2 separate regions of the Mus musculus genome follow, and region 2 is linked to region 1. The links are chromatin loops, found by intact Hi-C in ENCODE. Cell type or tissue: left cerebral cortex. All regions are shown on one strand. Region 1 overlaps Sec31a (Sec31 homolog A (S. cerevisiae)). Region 2 has its middle 7.3 kb from the start of Tmem150cos.

The links. Peaks named below come from ENCODE experiments on the same cell type or tissue, not always from the same donor. Only the 100,000 strongest peaks of a DNase experiment are listed, where the experiment ranks them.
Region 2: it touches region 1 in a loop (3-fold over the local background); 2 of 42 quality-filtered maps call a loop at or near these places.

The regions. Positions count from the first base shown.
Region 1 is chr5:100,373,042-100,375,541 of GRCm38, forward strand. It overlaps Sec31a (Sec31 homolog A (S. cerevisiae)), which reads right to left. Exons shown (of 28, transcript NM_026969.1): 21 at 2,167-2,290; 22 at 339-674. Among named protein-coding and RNA genes, the nearest start is that of Sec31a, 42 kb to the right of the region's middle. In left cerebral cortex, a CTCF peak has its summit at 1,022 (motif pointing right); a DNase peak (open chromatin) is centred at 1,032.
Region 2 is chr5:100,069,440-100,071,939 of GRCm38, forward strand. No RefSeq gene overlaps it. Among named protein-coding and RNA genes, the nearest start is that of Tmem150cos, 7.3 kb to the right of the region's middle. In left cerebral cortex, CTCF peaks have their summits at 956 (motif pointing right) and 2,314; DNase peaks (open chromatin) are centred at 957 and 2,328.

The DNA.
Region 1 (2,500 bases):
GCTATGCCCTCTAAAGTTCTGTATTTCACATAACAGTACCCACTAAATCCGATTTCAACTGTCATTCATCTTGCCAACTAATTTTCTACCTTTTAAAGTACATGCAGCAGTGGGTTATACAGTCTTAGTGTTTGAAAGCGCTAGTCTGTTCTCTTCATTTAGTAGCTGACATTCATTATAGGGGGTCTCACACTCATGCAAAGTTTTAGAATTTGTTATTAAAAATTCAACCAATACCCCATGTTATTCAGTTCACAAACACTTGGAAATACCACCCCTCCAGCCACCCCTCTGCTCATGAAACAGGAGGCCCAAGCAGACCCCTTCCAAGCGCAGACCTGTTCTTTGGGACGCAGGCAGCTCACTGGCAGCAGGCGGTGTACCTGTTGTTCCAGGAGGCAGTGCATAAGCTGAAGATGATGGTGGAGCTCCTGGTCCGCCATGCTGGAAGGATGCTCCAGAGGAGGGAGGGGGGAAAGAAGCAGCAGAGCTGGAGGTAGGTGAGGAGGCTTGCTGGGCTGTGTACATCTGAGGCTGCCCAGAATAGGAAGCCACAGGAGATATGTACGGGGTGTTAGGGTAAGCGTTAGAAGCAGGAGGAGCAACAGGCTGTTGAGGTCGATAAGCTGCTGCCCCCCCTGTTCCGAAGGAATACTGCTGGGCTGGCTGGTAAGCTACATCAAGGGGAAGAAACAGAAATCCTTCGTTAGTTACATACTTACTCACACGGAAGTAGGAAGAACAAGTAACGGTATCATAGGAAGATGGTTTTAATCATTAATCTTATAACAGTAAGACCAAAGCTAGCACTCCTGATAGGGGTGTAGCTCAGTGACAGAGCACTTGCCTAGCATGGGAAACCTGGGTTCCACCTGCAGCATCTCAAAAATAAAGAAAAAACAGTAATAAGACAAAGCCTTAGCACGCTTCCTCTGAGAAACATGGGCCATCAGGTCTAAGAGCCGACAGGACTGGCCCTTCTCTGAGAGCGCCTGTTCCTGGGAAGACTGCAGAGACAGCTATGAGCCACCAGATGGAGCCATGAGGACTTGTGGACACAAGGCCAGTACTTTTCTGGAAAACCCTATAGTTTGTTGGTAGCTTGACTTCAGCCTCCACCCTCACTCAACCCTCCTGACAGAGGCTAACACTGCATAGGCAGGGCAGGGAGAGAGGCAGGAAGAGGCCCTGCAGTGTACACCCGGGGCATCTGCTACCCAGAAACAGCACAGCACTGCATGAAATGTAGATTTACGTGAAGAATCCCTGCAGCTCAGAAGCCCTCATCTGGATCAGTGGTTAGGGGGTCTTGGCTTTTTTTAATAGTTGTTTAGACCCTTGGTTCTAAATTTTTAATAGTTATTTAACCTTATAATTCCCCCATTTTACTTAGGTTCTTTGTAGATGTGAAACAGTTAGTCTGCCTCTACCCACCATGGATGGGACTGACGGCCTGCCTGCATCCCCACTCCTAATTGCACTTCTTTTTTCAAGTGTAACTGCTCCCTTTGTCAAAGTCCACAGAATATACAAATCTAAGAGTGCACACACATAAAGTCTGGGCGTGGCACAAGACAGCATCATTTGTTCGTTGCTGCAAAGCATACACTACCATGCATCAGGATGCAAAGAGTCTGTGTGGGTGTGTGTAGGTGCCCTGTACTTTGTGTGTGTGCAGGGGTGAGTGTGTGGGTACTCTGTATCTTCTGTGGGGTTGTGTGTAGGTGCCCTGTACTTTCGTGTGGGTGAGCATGGGTGAGTGTGTGGGTGCCCTGTATCTTCTGTGTGGGTGAATGTGTGGGTGCCCTGTACGCTGTGTGTGGGTGAGCATGTGGGTGCCCTGTATCTTGTGTGTGGGTGAGCATGGGTGTGTGTGGGTGCCCTGTATCTTCTGTGTGGGTGAATGTGTGGGTGCCCTGTACTCTGTGTGTGGGTGAGCATGTGGGTGCCCTGTATCTTGTGTGTGGGTGAGCATGTCAGTGTGTGTCTCTCTTGTGTCTATTCCCCACCTCCCCACTCTCTGTGGGTGCTAGAAACTGAACACTCTAAGGGAGCCCCCTGGCACTGAGTGACACCCTAGCCCCCTGATTTTATCTGTCAAAACTGACTGAGCATGGTTTTGTGGCGGCTAGGCAATGAGGGGAGGCAGGCACCCTGGTTACTTACGCTGCGGCTGTGGGTAAGGTGGCAGCTGGCTGGGCATGTGGCCTGGAGCCGTGGGCAGCGGGGCAGCAGGGTTTGGAATGACATTGCCCTGCATTATGAAACCTGGAGGTGGGGGATTTTCTCCCTGGAAAATGAGAACAGAGTAAAAAGGAAAATTATATTTGGGATCAAGTCTCACCAAATAGCCTTGCAGTCTCTGAAATGGAATTGGTGTTTATTTTTTTAAGCTATTATATGAGAAAGCTGCATTTTGCCTATACTATCTTGCTCAGAACGTTCTGAGTGATCGAAAGGTCCAAACTGACTGTAGTGAATGGCAGCAGCAATGGCCTCA
Region 2 (2,500 bases), 300 kb before region 1:
AAATAGTTATTTTTGTAATTAAGAAAATGGTGTAGGAATCATTTTGGGGGGATGCATTGGATAAGGGGTAAAGTCTTGGAAATATGAGGAGGAAGGGGACAGGAAAAAATGTTACATTGATTCAGGTTTTGTCACTAGGAAATAGAATAAATTCATGTTAAGTCATAGAAATGGGAATAATTTGTAAATGGTGAAATCACATCCAACGAAAGGATTCACTTCATGCGTACATATATATTTGTAGACAAGTTCATGGGCAGATGGCAGACAGATTATCCTTTAATAACAGCAATTAGAAAAGTAAGGACTTGAGAGACAGCCTGGTGTGGTGGCACATCTCTTTAATCCCAGCCCTGGAGGAAAGCCTTTAATTGTGGCAAAGGTAGGAACTCTGTTCCAGGCCAGCTTGCCTATAGGAGTAGTTTCAGGATCTCCAAGGCTACTCAAACAAAAAACCAGCCAAACAACAACAATAAGTCAAAATTAAAAACAAAAATCAAAAACATCTTTAAGGGGCCGGAGATGGCTCAGTGGTCCTTGCAGAGGACTGGAGTTTGATTCCTTGCGGTGGCTCACAACCATCTAATTCTGATCCCAGGACATCTGACGCCTCTCCCTGCACCAGGCTCTCGTGTGGTCCACAGGCATACATGCAGTCAGATGTGTGTGATAACATTTGGGTTTTTCCCGGTCTCTCTGTTTATAGCCGGGGGCAAGGGACTCCTTGTCAAGCTAGATATATTTTGGTGTTTTTCCCTCAGTAGCACTGACTTCCAGTGTTTTACCGTAGTTTGAGGGAGAGAAATCTCAGAAGCTGGCTCTAATCAGCAATTCTGGAGCTGAGAGGTCTGCTGTTTAGGCTGGCTTTGGTGGCTGAGAGTCACTGATGTTTCCAGGGTTGGTTGACAGCAGGGCCTTAAATGCCTGTGTGGGTGCAGGACCGGCTCTGCCCAGCAGGTGGTGCTGCTTCCCCACAGCCCCGTTGAAAGGCATCAGGTGGGAACAGGGAGGGAGCAGGGACATGACTAACAGTTCATTTATCTTTAAAAGCCAGTAACAGGCTATTGCAAGAGCAGAGGAGTTAGACAAAGTTTTGGCAGTAATACCAACCACAACCCACCCGCTAATCCCCTTTCCTCTCCTGTATCAAACACATTTTAAAAAATACATTCCTTTTGGGTAGACAAGTTTTAGCAGCAGTGTTTAAAGGGGCTTGTTTTCAGGAATTTTTTTTTTTTTACTCCTATAAAAAAATAATTAAATATACTATGTCCCATAACAGTTTGCTATACTACCACCTGTGCCTTGATGTCCATATTATACCATCCTCAGTAATGTTCAACAATAATTTGCAGAGCTCGGCCTGGTGACTTGCAGTTACAATCCCTGGCAGGGGCCAGCCTGGTTTACATAGGGAGTTCCAGGCTGGTAGCCAAGGCCACGTGAGCTCTGTCTCAAAACAAATCAAAAATCCCGCAGTTGTTGCTGATAGAGTAATGAGTAAAATCTGCCCTTGAGTTTCTCTCAGGTTTATTCTGTCAAGACGTGAGTCCTGGGCTGACATGAGGGCACATTGTCCCTATGGTCAGCATGCATATCCTCTAGAGATGTTAGGAAACCAAACAAAGACAAAGTAAGGTCTGGGAGGGCGGGCAGGGCTTGTAACCTAATCATGGGAGACCAGATAGAGAAGGGGAGAGAACACTGTGTGTGGATTAAATGTAGAGATTTAGGTAGAAGTGCTGGGACTGGGGACTAGGGAGCCCCGTGGCTGAATACAGTTAGAGAGGTCTACAGAAGAGGCCTGACCATTAGGTTGTTGGATCCTAGTGAAATTCTTAGCCTGTACTCTAGATGTGGTCGGAAGCTACTGGGGAATTCTGAGCGGGACTGGGTGACTTAAATTGTGTTTGATGGAGAATGGGTTGCTATAGGAAGACCTATGAGAGGAGAGAGTTGGAAGCAGAAAGCGCTTGGGTGTTTTTAAAAAAGATTTAGTACGCGCGTGTGTGTGTGTGTGTGTGTGTGTGTGTGTGTGTGCCATCATGTGCTTGTGGGTGGAGGCCAGAAGATGGCATCAGATCTGAAACTGGAGTTACGGGGAGTTGTGGGCCACTTGAGGTAGATGCTGGGAACTACACGTAGGTGTTCTTCAAGGGCAGCAAGCGCTCTTTGCTGATGCTCCATCTCTTAAGGTCTCACTCAGGTATTTTGACCACAAAGGAATAAGGCGTTTTTACATAAACCAATGGAAGGCTTAGAGGAGGGACAGTTAGGGGAACCACCCCAGGAAGCCCCACAGTGGTGAGTTTGGGAACCGCCACGGTTGTCACAGCAATGGCTAACCCATGAAGCTGGCCAAGAAGTGGGGTACAAGCCTGCTTATTACAACCTCTCCAAACACTTGCATTTTAGTGACCTTAGAGTGTTTTACATCTCACTGAGTAACTCAGTTCCAGACCCTCCTGTAGGTATGTCTGGGAAATGTTTTTAATTTTTC